Linked DNA regions of Homo sapiens: region 1 is linked to region 2. Evidence: chromatin contacts called from ENCODE Hi-C or POLR2A ChIA-PET data. All regions are on one chromosome and are shown on one strand. The core of a region is the stretch at or near the end of the contact, and the rest is flanking DNA. Distances in the headings are between cores, read along the strand shown.

Region 1 (6,667 bases), core at 2,806-5,305, 130 kb after region 2:
CTAGGAAACCAGGATAGTCAAGGTTTCAAGACCCCAGGCACACGCTTCATTGTTCCATTGAGCTTCACTTACTGAATACAAACTCAAAGACAAAATTACTAAGAATTTGAAGGTGGTAATGCAGAGCACTAAATGTCAAGAGTTGCATCAGTGGGGATTGGCTTGTGTTACACTATTGCCCTCTGTGGGCCCCTTTTTAGTGTGGAGCCCTGTGTGACTGCATTAGTCACAGGCCTATGAAGCTGGCCCTGCTTCCCAGTCTGTTTCCTGAAATCTTTGGCATAACTCTACCTGTAAAAATACAGAAGAACAGTGAGTAATTCACTTAGGGAATCACAGAGCTACCCTAATTGCGATGAGTGTCACTGTTTGTCTCTTCTATACTTATATGTACACAAGAACTCATGACTCGGAAATATACCTGTAAGGGGATGAATAAAATTGGCCAGTAATATTAATATTGTAATAATAATATTATTTAATATTCAGCAATCAGATATACAGCTTTGGTAGAAAATTCTGTGTTTTTTTTTTAAGTTAGCCACACCTACCTCTCCTTTCCCCACTGAAGTCATTCTCCTCCTTATCTTCCACAAAACTCGAGAATCTTTGATGTTTGTCAGAATAGAAATGGTTAAAACAAATTTTACTCAATTCCTATTAGGCCTCAAACAGAAGATTAATGCAGCGTCACACTTTGGTTTTAAACCCATTGTTAACCACTATAAGCTGTGTACTATTTTTCTCTCCCTCACATCTTTAATTCATGACTGTAGCTGTATATTTATCCTGAAAAGATTTTTAAAAGGTTGATTGATCCAACTGGCACTGGCCTGGATTGGATCCCATGATGGATAATGTTTTGTTTTTTTTTCAAACACAAGTAAGCAGTCCCTTTCCTCAACAGCTGAAGTCTTGATAGAGTGAAGTAGCCTTCAAGAGCTGAATTTCTGATCATGGCTGGGGCAAGACCTGCTGCCTATTTGCACTGATGACATCTGGGAAAGAGAACTGGATGCTCAGTTGACGCTGAATTTCTCTTTTTTCTTTTAAGCATCCTCAGACTTTGGCTGGATATGTATGCCTTGTCTAGCACCCAGCTGCTAGGTTAACATCTGTGCATTGCTAATTAGTTGGGGAGTTTTGTAGCCCACAGGAGTTAGGTACACTGCCTAATAAATGTAACAGAACAAGAGTCTAAGAATGGAAATGAGCTGCTGGGGATGCTGGATTGTTTTGCATATTGGTGTCCGGATCCTGGGAACAAAGTCCTTCATGGTTGCTAGTTCCTACTCATCTGCAAGCATTTCCAGGGACAGAGCTGGTTTTATTTATCTCTTGGTGTCTACTACATAGTTGGCACTCAATAAATACTTAATGAATTCATACAGCTCTGCCTTCCTTCTTTCTGTCCATCTCACCTCCAAACTCTTCCCCTGGAATTAATGTTACTATCACTGGCTACGTCTTTGTTAGGAATTTTTCCTGTAAGTTTAGTTACCTGGTCTGATGAAGCAACAACACTTTTTTTGGCATGCTTTCTGGACCAATGAAATTCCAATTGATTGCTTCTTTTCTGGACTTCCATACTACAGAAGCAACTTTGAACCCAGGGTTCCCTGGAGAAATGACAGGTGACTCCTTCCCTTACTAGCTCAAGAGTTCACTGATAGGATCTATTAAAATTTTTCTGTGAGTTGTTTCTCTAGAAGTGAGGAATTGAATTATAGACCCAAACCCTCATTAAGCCAATATTCATTTTCCTCTTTTTTTCATGGAAATCAGTAATAAATCTTGATTTGCCTCCTTACTCAGTCCCTCAGCTAATAAAATCAAGGTGTTTCCTGAAATTAGATTAAATAATTTGACTCTCTTCTTTCTAGAAGTTTTAGAGCTCTCACTGACCTTTCTTGAAGAACCAGAAATTATTCTTATTTTTTCTTTCAGTGGCCTGTGAATATCCTGTCATTCAAAAAGCAAAAGTAAGAAGAAGGGGTAAGATAAAAAAAAGGGAGGAAAACTGAGAGTTTCCACTAACTAGTGGTGTGGTTCCAGACTCTTTTGGAGCCTCAGTTTCCTTTTTGTGAAATTCAGGACTCAGATGAAAAAGCTTTCTTTAAATGTCCTTTTTTGGCTCTGAAAGTCTAGGTATCTCAGTGGGATACAGGCTCCATAGATAGACTGTAATTCACCAGGTTTAAGGAAATTGTTTTCTTTGTGATAGAGCAATTTTTTTCTCTTTCTTCCTCTTTTTCTTTTTCTTTAATAGAACAGAACAAAATGAGCTCAGATCATAAGTTCGGTTGATTTCTTTCTAAACCACAGGGTTCATTTTCTGAAATTGCTGTCTTTTCCTTCAAAAGCCTTCCTCAGCCTTGTCAGCCAGCTCTATCACTTTTATATTAGATCTCTGTGAAGTAAGGAAGCCTTTTAGAGTAGGCTTGGAATGTGCAACAACAGGGCACAGGTGTGGCTGAAGAGGGCCTCTGTATGAACCCCCAGGAAGCCAAATTGGCCTCCCCTCCATCATTTCCTAAAATCTAGAACCCTATCCAGAATCTGAATGCACAAAATGCTGTTTGTCAATCAACCCATGGATAATTATTTTTCAAGTGACTATTAAGTGCATGAAACTCTTGATCCCTTATATTTATAACCCAATAATTATACAGGCCTCACTTTTCAAAATCAGAGAAAGCTTTGTTATTGAGATTTAAAGACAACATTTTCCTAAAAGGAGATCATCTCAGAAAACTATAGAGATTAAGAATTTTCAGTAGTCAGATTAGGTCTGAGTTCTAGCCCTTCCATTTACTAGAGGGGTAAGCTTTCAATTCCCTAAGCTTCAGTTCCTCCTATATAAAATAGAGATAATAAATAATACCCCCCTCATAAGGTAGAGCAAGGAGTCACTAAAATAAATTATGAAAAGGGCTTAGCATAGCGTCCAGCACGTAGTAAGAGTGCTCAATAGGTTCAGTTATTATTCATCATGATATGGCATTAATAATACATAAGATAAGAGACCTTTGTTGGACCCAATCTGTGGCCTCAGGCATCATATGCCCTTGTGGATTTCTCTTGGGCCCCTAAAGAAAAGGTAAAGTTGGAAAATGCTAGTATGTTCCAGTCATTGAAAGTAATTGTCAGGCACAGAAAGACAAACTTCATATGTTCTCACATATTTATGGGAGCTATAAATTAAAATAAATGAACTCATGGAGATAGAGAGCAGAAGCGTGGTTACCAGAGGCTGGAAGGGGTAGTTGGGGGTCAAGGGGAAGTGGAGATGGTTAATGGGTACAAAATAGAAAGAATGAATAAAGACCTACTGTTTGCTAGCACAACAGGTCGACTATAGTCAAAAATAATTTAATTGTACATTTTAAAATCACAAAAAGATTATAATCGGATTGTCTGTAACATAAAGGATAAATGCTTGAGGGGATGGATACCCTGCTTACCCTGATGTGATTATTACACATTGCATGACTGTATCAAAGTAGCTCATGTACCCTGTAAATATATACACCTGCTATGTACCCACCAAAATAAAAAATAAAAATTTAAAAAGAAAGTAAGTAATGGTAAATTTCTTTGAAATACCTCAAAATATATTTTAATGTAAAAACTGCTTTCTTCAGGGAAAGAGAGAGAGAATAAAATAACTTAAACAACTAAAAGAATTAAGAAGTTCTTAAAAAGAGAGAGGGGGGAATGATTTTTGGCCCTTTGTTGATGGTACAGGTGCGTTGGAGTTCTCACCCTTGGTTGCGATTGTGCTCTGGCTCTAGCCAATGGAGGAGGGAGTGAATGACAAGGAGAGGAAAGGAGAAGGAATGAGGACAGTCATGGGGCCATGGCACCATATGGCCTGAAACAGCCCAGGACTCAGTAATGTTTGCTGAACTGAAAGCCTCTATTCTTCTATCATCCCCCCCGACTTTCCAGTCCCTGGAAATCAGATAGTGTTATAAACCTGGAGGGCCAAGGCAGATGATAGACAGTGACTCATTGCGTGTAGGGAGGATGGCCTGGGTGAAACAGCAGTCCTAGTTTTTACTTAGGAATTCAGACCCATGTTGAGATGAAGCTCACACAATCCCTTAGGGCAGGGGGTGGCTCAAAAGGCCCAAAGGAATGTGTGCTTGGGTTTGAATCTGCCCTAGCTCCTGACTGAAGCCAATGTGGGGTCAACCACAGCCATCCATGGATCGCTAAGAGGGTTTGCTTATATTACCACATCAACAGCAGATTTCCTCTGGCCCCCAGTCAGCCAGGAATGGATAAACAACAGAAGTGCAGAATGGCTTTACCAAGTCTAGCTCCAAATTATGAGATGTCTCAGTCTAAGGTGTAGCCCAAGCAATCCTTGGGACAAGCTGATCGAGCTGGCTGGCCAGATCCCAAAGGTGGAGATGACCTAAGTGGAGAAAGGAAAATTTTACCCAAACAGAAGTGAAGATAGCAATTAGACCTAGCCAGCCACTCAGGTACAGCGAGAGCCCATTTGAATTGGAAAAGAAAAGAAAAAAAAAAAGAGGTATGCAAACCATAACTAAATTGTTGGCGGGAAGACACAGCAGAACAGGAAATGTGCATGCAGATAAGTGAAGCCTCCATTAATGGCTTCACTGCATTTATCAAAAGGGATTTCAATTAACGTGATGAAGACCAAGGCAATTACAGTAGGAAGAAAAGATGAATTTAAGATTAATCTCCTCTGTTGTTTCCTTACAGCAATTTATAAGGGAAATGCTTCAGGTGAGAGCCTAGTTGGGAATTAACCCAAAGAAGATGAGAATCAGATCTGTTAACAGAGAAGAACCCTAAAGACAGTGACTCCCAAACTTGGCTATACATTTGAACCACTTAGGGAGCTTTTAAAACTTCCAAAGGCCATGGCCCAGACCAATTACATCACAATCTCTAGGGGTGGGACACAGGCATCAGAATTCTCGAAGCTCCTCACTGTGCAGACAAATTTGCGAACCACTGTTAATGAGCAATATGCATGATGGAGGCGTGTTAGGAAATAGCATGCGAGGTTACAGGTAAATAAATACAGCCATTAAGAAATGGCAATAGGCCTGGCACAATGGCTCATGCCTGTGATCTCAGCACTTTGGGAGGCCGAGGTGGGCAGATGGCTTGAGCCCAGGAGTTCGAGACCAGCCTGGCCAACATGGCAAAACCCCGTCTCTACTAAAAATAAAAAAATTAGCCAGGCGTGGTGGCGCACACCTGTAATCCCAGCCACTAGAGAGGCTGAGGCAGGAGAATCGCTTGAACCTGGGAAGTGGAGGTTGCGGTGAGCCAAGATTGCATCACTCCACTCCTGCCTGGGTGATAGAGCAAGACTCCATCTCAAAAAAAAAAAAAAAAAAAAAAAAAAAAAAAAAAAAAAAAGAAATGGCAAGAAATTCACTTGCCTTAGAACAGAACAGGATCTGTGTCTCTTGTTTTCTTTTTTTGTAATTTTAAAAAGTGTTTATCAGTGTTCGAGAAAAATGGATGAAGAGACAGGGGCACTTTCTTTTTTTTTTAATCAACCAGAGTTAAATTCAAGTAATTTTTGAGTGAGGCCCTTGAACTTGATGTCTGGGAGTGGGATAGAAAACAAAGGGGTTCATTGCCATTATGGATAAAGCAATTTATATATTTTTGCTTCATAGAATGTTCATATCCATGACCTAATTTTAACTTGCATCTCTGTGAAGTAGGCAGAGAAAGTATTATTTTTCTCTCCCACTTCCACAGATGGGAAAACAGATAGAGTCTCATGATTTACTCAGCATTACAGAGCAAAGTTAGTGGCAGGAACAGGAGCAGAATTTGGTTCTTCAGAAATTCCAGTTAAATGTCCTTCCTCTAAACTGTGTTGCCTTCCTGCCCTTGAAGAGCTCTCTGTAAGAGTGGGAAATTTTACAATGATAACTGAAACAAGAAAACATGACACTTGGTGAGCCAAACGAAAGAGTTCTGCTATTAGGGGGAAAAAATCTAGAACAGATGCCAAGAGACACATCAAGGTGGTGGCAAAGTGCTGACCACCCTGCCCTTGAGGATGCCTCATGAATATTGGATGATGTTAATATACTGAATTTGCCTCCAAATTACACTGGGTTGGTGGGCAGAGGCAAGGCCGGTGAGGTCACAAGAAATAATTTTTAGGGCAAAAAAATGAAAGCATCCTTATAGTTCTTGTGCTTTGACCAACAGTTTCAGGGCCTTCTTAAGTAGGTTGTGAGTAGCAACGAGTTGTTGCCCTGGTGTTTTCAAGAAACAGAAATTCCCTGGCATTGATTTAACCACAATAGGGTAAAAGGGCAAGTTATAGGCCCTAAAACAAGAATGCAGTCAGGCTTAAGGAAGGACTAGAACTGGGAATTTGCAAACTGTCAGAACTCAGGGGGATGTGTGCTCTGTCCATCTTTCATTTCCTTTTCTCTCTTGAGTATTTGTGTTCATCTTTTTCCTGAGGAGTTCCCTCTGCTGATCTGCTCACATGAGGGGGCAAAGATACTTACCCACAGCTCCCAAGTTCATATTTTAGCCATATGAACCAGGTCTATCCACCAAACCCCTATTCAAATACAGACTCCCGTGGAAAAAAATATTTGGCCCAAATTGGCTCAGGAATCCATCCCTGATCCAATCAACTATG
Region 2 (6,270 bases), core at 1,253-3,752:
GACTGACCTGGAGGGCTGGGCCAGGCAGTGCTCCAGGATGGGTAGAGGCCCCTACAGACCTAGAACCTGATACCAGCCCAGGAAGGGGAGGAGAAAAGGCCCAGCCACTGGCCAGAGGAGACGGCTGGCAAGGAAGTCAATTTCTTGGAGGTTCGTCAGGCTGCAGAGTCCCCCAGGATGTGACCCATCGGGCCCCTGGCCGCTGGTCCCTGCCCCTCTGAAAACAGACAACCCTTAGCCCCAGCTGAAGAGGCCTACTGGTGTTCTTCTACATCTCACTTGTAAAGGACCCCAGAAGAGAAAGGGACAGGTACTCACTACCCCAGGAGACCCCCACCTAGGTTGGGCTCCTTGTGAGTCTGGGCTCTTCTCAGCAGGAGCCTCTTCTTTTGAGGCCCAGGGGGCTCTGGGGTGAACACATCCCACCCCAGCACTGGGTGGGGCTGGAAGGGTTTGCTCCCCTCCCCACATCAGGGAAGTAGGACCCTGTGGCTTTGGAGCTGCCCTGGCTCCAGGAGGCCTGTGGTGATGGGAGTGGGAGGTTTTCAGCCTGGAGAGGCGCCTCCCTCCCTCCCGTTCCAGGTCTGGTTGGACAGGTTGAGGCTGACACACCTGAGAGAATCCGGAATGCCAGAGAGCCTGGAGCTGGGCTGGAATGCCAGCCTCCCTGGAAGGGTGTGTCTATGTTCCAGGGTGGCGTTAGGGAGGGCCCTTTCTGTAGAGCAGGCTCCTCCCAGCAGCCCTGGTGTCCCCAAACGCAGGCTCCAGGGACCAGAAGGCTCCTGCAGCTTCCAGCTGATTCCTGGCTTCCCAGCTGGAAAGGCTGTTACAGAATCCCAGGAATGTGCCCTGAGCTCAGAAAGAAAATTCCCAAAATAACTTCTATAAATACTTGAGGGCAGGGGTGGGGAGGGAGGGCTCAGCCTGGCCCACAGCTGGCCTAGCGCCAAGGCTGCTTCCCAGGGCAGGCCCCCCTCAAAGGAAGAAGAAGCATGCACACCCCTAGACCTTTGTGCTGCTCTGCCCTTGGAGGGCATCATCAGGCACTGAACTTATGGGCTGGGATGGTGTGCAGTGGAATTCTGAAAAGGCAAGGCCCTTTTCCCCTCATCCCCTCCCAGGCCACAGCCCCTGGCCACACACTGTGCCTCTGCAGATGACCTGGGTCCCACAGGGAGGCTCCCCACTGAGTGTGAGCCCAGACCCTAGCAAGACCTTAGGCCCCTTAGGTTCTGCACCTGCGTGGCCGTAAGAGGCAGGGCTTGCCAAGCTCCACGTGGGCAGCATCCCTGATCGGAGGTCCACATCTGTGTGTGTGTGGGTGTCTCTGGGTTCCCTGGCTCTGCATTTGGGCTACATCCTGAGCTCTGAGCCTTGTTGAGCTGCTGTCCTTTGGGGAATAACAAAGCAGGCAGGAGGCTGGGGCGCTGTCCCTCTCAGCCTGGGGAGGGGCAGGACAGGGATCACATCCATGAGCCCCACAGTAACTAAGCGTGACCTTGAGGCGGTTGTGTGGTCAGGAGGAGCTCCGCCCTCAGGGAAGGCTTCCTGGGAGAGCAGAGTCTCGAGCACTTGAGATGTGGCCACACATCCCCACTCCCTGAGATCCAGGAAGGGAGAGAAGGAGGGTCCTGAGGTGGGAATTTCTGGGGACTTCCCCCAGAGCCCTGCACCTCCCTGGAATCATGTCTGTGGCTATAACCAGCCCAAAGCGCCCCCTTGGAGGTACGATGTCTGATCACCATAAACAACTTGGACATCACTTTCGAATCCCTGTGGGCTGGCAGCACAGCCATGGCATCTCCCAAGGGACGGTCAAAAACTGGAAGCCTCTCAGCAGATCTGGTCTCCTCTCTCAGCGTGGGGCACATCCTCACCAGGATGAGGGATGGGGGATTCACTTGGGACATTTGGATGAAATTGAGATGTCAGTTCTTGTTCCCACCATCTCCCAGGAGGCCTGTTCTCTGGGAGGGTCGGGGTGCCAGGAGGATTGTCTGCAGGTCCTAGGTGCAGCGCTGGGCTCAGGGCAGAGTAGGTGAGACCTCGCATCTTCCTGGGGCTGTGTCTTGCCCAGTTGTCAGGCAGCAAACAGCGCTGAGTTGCTACCAAACATGAACTCGGCTGGTGTCAGGGGCAGGTGGCAGAAGATCCTGTTACAGGCCCTGGGCCTCTGGGCCCCAGCCTGACCCCAGCCTGGTGTCTCCTTTCAGGTTCTAAGGTCAACATCCCAGGGTGGGGGGACATGAGCCAACCCACCCTAGCCTACAGTCCTCCCCCACAGAGAGCCATGCCCTCTCCCAGCTTCTAGAGAGATCAGTCACTCCACCCGCTCCCCACCTGGAAGGACCCTCTGCTCATCTTGAAGGCGCTGCTGTTTGCTGTCTGCCCCCGCGGTGATTTTTCAAGTTGATCATTGCAGAATCCTCACAAGAGCCCCGCGAGGAAGGACTGTTTCATTGCTTTGGTTTACAGATGAGGAAACCACAGCTCAGAGAAAGTTGGCCATTTGCCCGTGGTCACAGCACTTGTCAGTGGCAGAGCTGGGATTCCAACCTGGCCAGGGCTTCCGGCCAGCAAGCCCTGAGCTTTTTCCTCCCTACAGACACACACAGGAAGTTACTGCAAACCTCCGAAACTGAGAATACACACACACACACCAGCCTGCAGACACATCTGGCCCCTTCCCAAACACCCACATACTTCTTGATATCAGGGGTTTTCAGACTTGTTTTTAGCAGTTGAGCCCATTTTTCAAACAGAATCCCATGTGGAAGCTCAATATAGAAAACTTAACGTGTGGAAGCCACTCCGGCCCTGGCCCTCTCTGGGAGGCCTTGCCGGCCTTTCCCTTCTGTCCTGTGTGGCTCCCTCCTGGGCAGAACTCACAGGGCTCAAACCCTCCATTTTTGGTGCTTAATTTTGTGTCTGGCGGCCCGTCGGCTGGCCTCCTTCCCTCCTCCCTGTGGGCCGTGTTCCATTGTGAGCTGCTGGGGTCTGGCCCTTGGGTCTGGTGTGGGTGGAACAGCTAGGCCTGGTGCCCTGCTGGCCAGCCTGGCCACTACCCTTGGTCCCAGGCAGCCCTGAGTCAGCACCGCTCCCATCTGGCGAGAGCGTAAGACCCTGCCTGAGGCTCCACCCCGCCTGCAGCCACCCTGTCCTCCCCTGGCCTCTGCACGCCTCATCCGTGTGTGTGGTTCCTTGCTACGGCTTTGCCCAGGGCTGACAGAGGCGCTGTGAGGACAGCCTCTTCCTCCCCCGCCCCCTGGCCGCAAGATCTCCAGCCAGCGCCTCTGGAGAGGGAGAGGCCTTTCCTAGGGCTTCCTGAGCGCCATCTTTCACTCCCACCGAACTGGTTGTGTTCCAAGCTCTCCGAGGACTTGATGAAACCAGGCATGCGCATCTTCCCCAGCGCGTCTCCATAGCAACAGAGGGCCTAACTCTGGGGAGCTCGCTGAGGAGGAAAATGTTCCAGCTAAAAATGTACATGGCCGTCAGTGGGCGGGCACCGGAGAGGGGGCTCCAGGCACATAGAAGGCAGCTCCCCACCCCCACTGCGGCCCCCGCCTGTCCAGGAAGTCGGTGGTGGGCTTTACCTCCCGTCTTGGAACAAGAGAAGGGCCCCCCGTGCTGTCATCTCATGCCACCCTCAGGGCTGAAACAGGGATCAGTGGGACGGCATGAAGCAACCTTTGTGGGACCTGAGGCTGAAAGGGGGCCCTGCCCTCTCCCTCCACTCACTACCCTGTCCACCCTACCCACTTCCCAGTGTGGGTAGAAGAGGATGTAGAGGGGACAAGGTGCCAGTTTCACTTCCCAGCCTCTTCTTATGACTATTCCTGTTAGTTCCTCTATCTCTTTGGTAACAGGGTTGTTTGAGCCAAACAGCAGGGCCAAGCTTCCCTGTGCGTGACCCAGACCCCCCAGGCCTTTCATCTTTCAGCCAATCCAGCCCGTTCACCCAGCACCCCATCCCCCGCCATCTGACTCTCCTCCCATGACCCTCTCCTGAGGAGCCACCGCACACGCACACGTTTGAGCTTTTCCTCCCTGGTGGCAGTGGTGAAGGCCTGTAATGCGTCCTCCTCCGTCTCTCTGCGTCCCTGGAGTGAAGGGCAGCTCTGGGCAGCAGGAAGGACTGAGACGCATGGCCCCACTGAGTGAGAACACACTCCTGCCAGACACTTCTCAGAGCTTTACACCTCCTGACTCCTTTCAACCTCACCGCGCTCTCGAGAGAGATGCTGTGATTTTTCCCATTTACAGATGAGGAAACTGAGGGCCAGAGAGCTGGGATTTGCCTAGGATCCCCCAAACAGTGTGACACAGCCAGGTCTGTTGACTTGAAAGCCAGTTCCTCGGGACCGGCAGGAACAGAGCTCCTGCAGTGGGTTTCCCAGGAGGCTGGGGTTAAAGCAGGGCTTGGGCAGGGCCAGGTAGGATTTGTATGGGGAAAGGCACAGTCACTTAACAGTGCCCAAGCCAGAGACGCGGGAATCCTCTCGAGCTGATGGCTGCTGCCACCCGTGCACCTGTGCTTGGCCCAGTTGCCAAGATGCCTGTGCCATGGGACACCCCTACTCACCCTGCCCTGTGCTTCGTCCACAGGGTCTGATGCTGAGTCGGCTGGGCCACAAGAGCTTGGCCCAGAAGGTGCTTCGTGATGCCGTGGAGAGGCAGAGTACGTGCCACGAGGCGTGGCAGGGCCTGGGCGAGGTGCTGCAGGCCCAGGGCCAGAACGAGGCTGCCGTTGACTGCTTCCTCACCGCCCTTGAGCTGGAGGCCAGCAGCCCTGTACTGCCCTTCTCCATCATCCCCAGAGAGCTCTGACGACGCTGCAGCCGCAGGGAGGGAGGGGCTGGCCAGAGGGAGAGGCAGCAGGGAACGTGGGTCAGGGTGGGGCAACAGTGGCATCAGGTGCGGGGCCTCAGGGAAATACATCTTTAGTGAACGCCTCTGCAGCTGCAGCCCTCGTTCTCTTGGCTGGGCCAAGAGGGCCTTCCTGGATTTCTTTGTTGGTGCCTTGGGAAACAGTCTGACTTGAACCCTAAGTGCCTTTGGAGAGTTTTGTGGTGACCAGACTTGCTCCCCAAGAGCTGGGCAGCGGGGAGCCTCACAGCTGTCCTTCACCCTCACCCATGCCTCTGGCTTGGAGTCTGGGTGGGGGGTTCTCACTCCCCACTCTCAGCACAGTACAGACTTCTGGATCTCTCTCAGGTCTTGCCCAGGGCGGTCACAATGTGAAGAAACTGCGGGCAAGTGGGAAGACTATGAGATTTCTGGGTTCCCTTCTCAGACTTGGAGTTAGTAGATGATTCCTGCATTGCCCCTGCTTGCCCTCTGAGACCAGCTGGGCCCCACCTTGCTCTTTCCCCCTGCTACCAAGTGCCTTTGGGGTCTGACCAGGGGTACTGAGCACCGGCCCTAACACTTCCATCTCCACCCACCCCATCTCCCTGGCGATGTGCTCCAGCCCAAGCAGCCTCCGTAGGCTTTAGATCCTGTGGTTGCTAGATCCAGTCCTTTCTAATACCCTGAGTCAACACATTACTCCTGCAGGTCTTAGGCTACAATGCAGGTCCCTTGAGGGCCACCAACATGGAGGTAGGCAGTTTCTAGGACTGTCCCCAGTACATCTCACCACCCACAGCCCTTTTTTTGCCTTGATTCGAGCCTCACCCTGGCCTTTTGGCTTCCCCTGCCTGAGAGAGACCTGAGGAGGGGACAGAGCCCAGCCCCTCTCCTGTGGCTGAGCAGGCCTCTGTGTCCATGACACCTGTCTTCCGGGCCTGGGGGCTGTGGGTGTATGTCCTCCCTACTGGCTTCCCCGGCCCCTGCTGCATGATGCTCTTGGAACTCTTCTCCAAGGAGTCAGTCCCCCAGGCCTATCAGGGGATCCTTTTGTATCTGCACTTTGGGTTTTAGTTTCAAAGCTCCATCAGGTACAGCTTGCATTTCAGGATGTGTGGAAAGCTCGGGTGAGGGCTGCCCTGGTTCATCATAGCTCCACCTTCCTCGGAAGGAGTGGGCTGTTGGAGACCCCCCATCCATGGCACACTAGCTCAGCACTGCATTTCCCGAGATGATTCCCAAGACAGCTGGTGCCTCCTGGCTTTCCTGTGCCAGGCCAAGGGGCACCACAGAGGACCCTGGATCCTTTGCCTCTTCTTGGTTGAAGGATCTCTATGTATGTGTGTATATAAATATAGTTTTTTATCTATATATATAAAATAGAGATCTATTTTTTTTCTGGAATTCTGTTAGAAAAGT

Evidence for each region. Hi-C counts contacts between places; a loop is a spot of excess contacts on that map. ChIA-PET counts read pairs that join two places held with the same protein, here RNA polymerase II (POLR2A). Pooled maps may share reads with other maps.
Region 1: a pooled map shows a loop between it and region 2 (2.1-fold over the local background). The contact joins two enhancer-like sites. A Hi-C loop is called at or near these places in 1 of 50 pooled maps. POLR2A ChIA-PET finds 5 or more read pairs at or near these places in 5 of 52 experiments (AG04449, BJ, GM12878 and 2 more).

Annotation. Positions count from the first base shown.
Region 1 is chr2:47,195,121-47,201,787 of GRCh38, forward strand. It overlaps EPCAM-DT (EPCAM divergent transcript), which reads right to left. Exons shown (of 5, transcript NR_110208.1): 4 at 4,317-4,423. Among named protein-coding and RNA genes, the nearest start is that of CALM2, 22 kb to the left of the region's middle. Within about 2 kb of position 4,056, at least 4 of the 41 ENCODE cell types and tissues checked have a DNase peak (open chromatin) inside an H3K27ac peak, as active enhancers do.
Region 2 is chr2:47,069,094-47,075,363 of GRCh38, forward strand. It overlaps TTC7A (tetratricopeptide repeat domain 7A), which reads left to right. Exons shown (of 20, transcript NM_020458.4): 20 at 4,609-6,270. The coding sequence ends at 4,830. Among named protein-coding and RNA genes, the nearest start is that of STPG4, 83 kb to the right of the region's middle. RefSeq lists enhancers at 1-3,200, 302-1,158, 2,015-2,872. Within about 2 kb of position 2,503, at least 35 of the 41 ENCODE cell types and tissues checked have a DNase peak (open chromatin) inside an H3K27ac peak, as active enhancers do.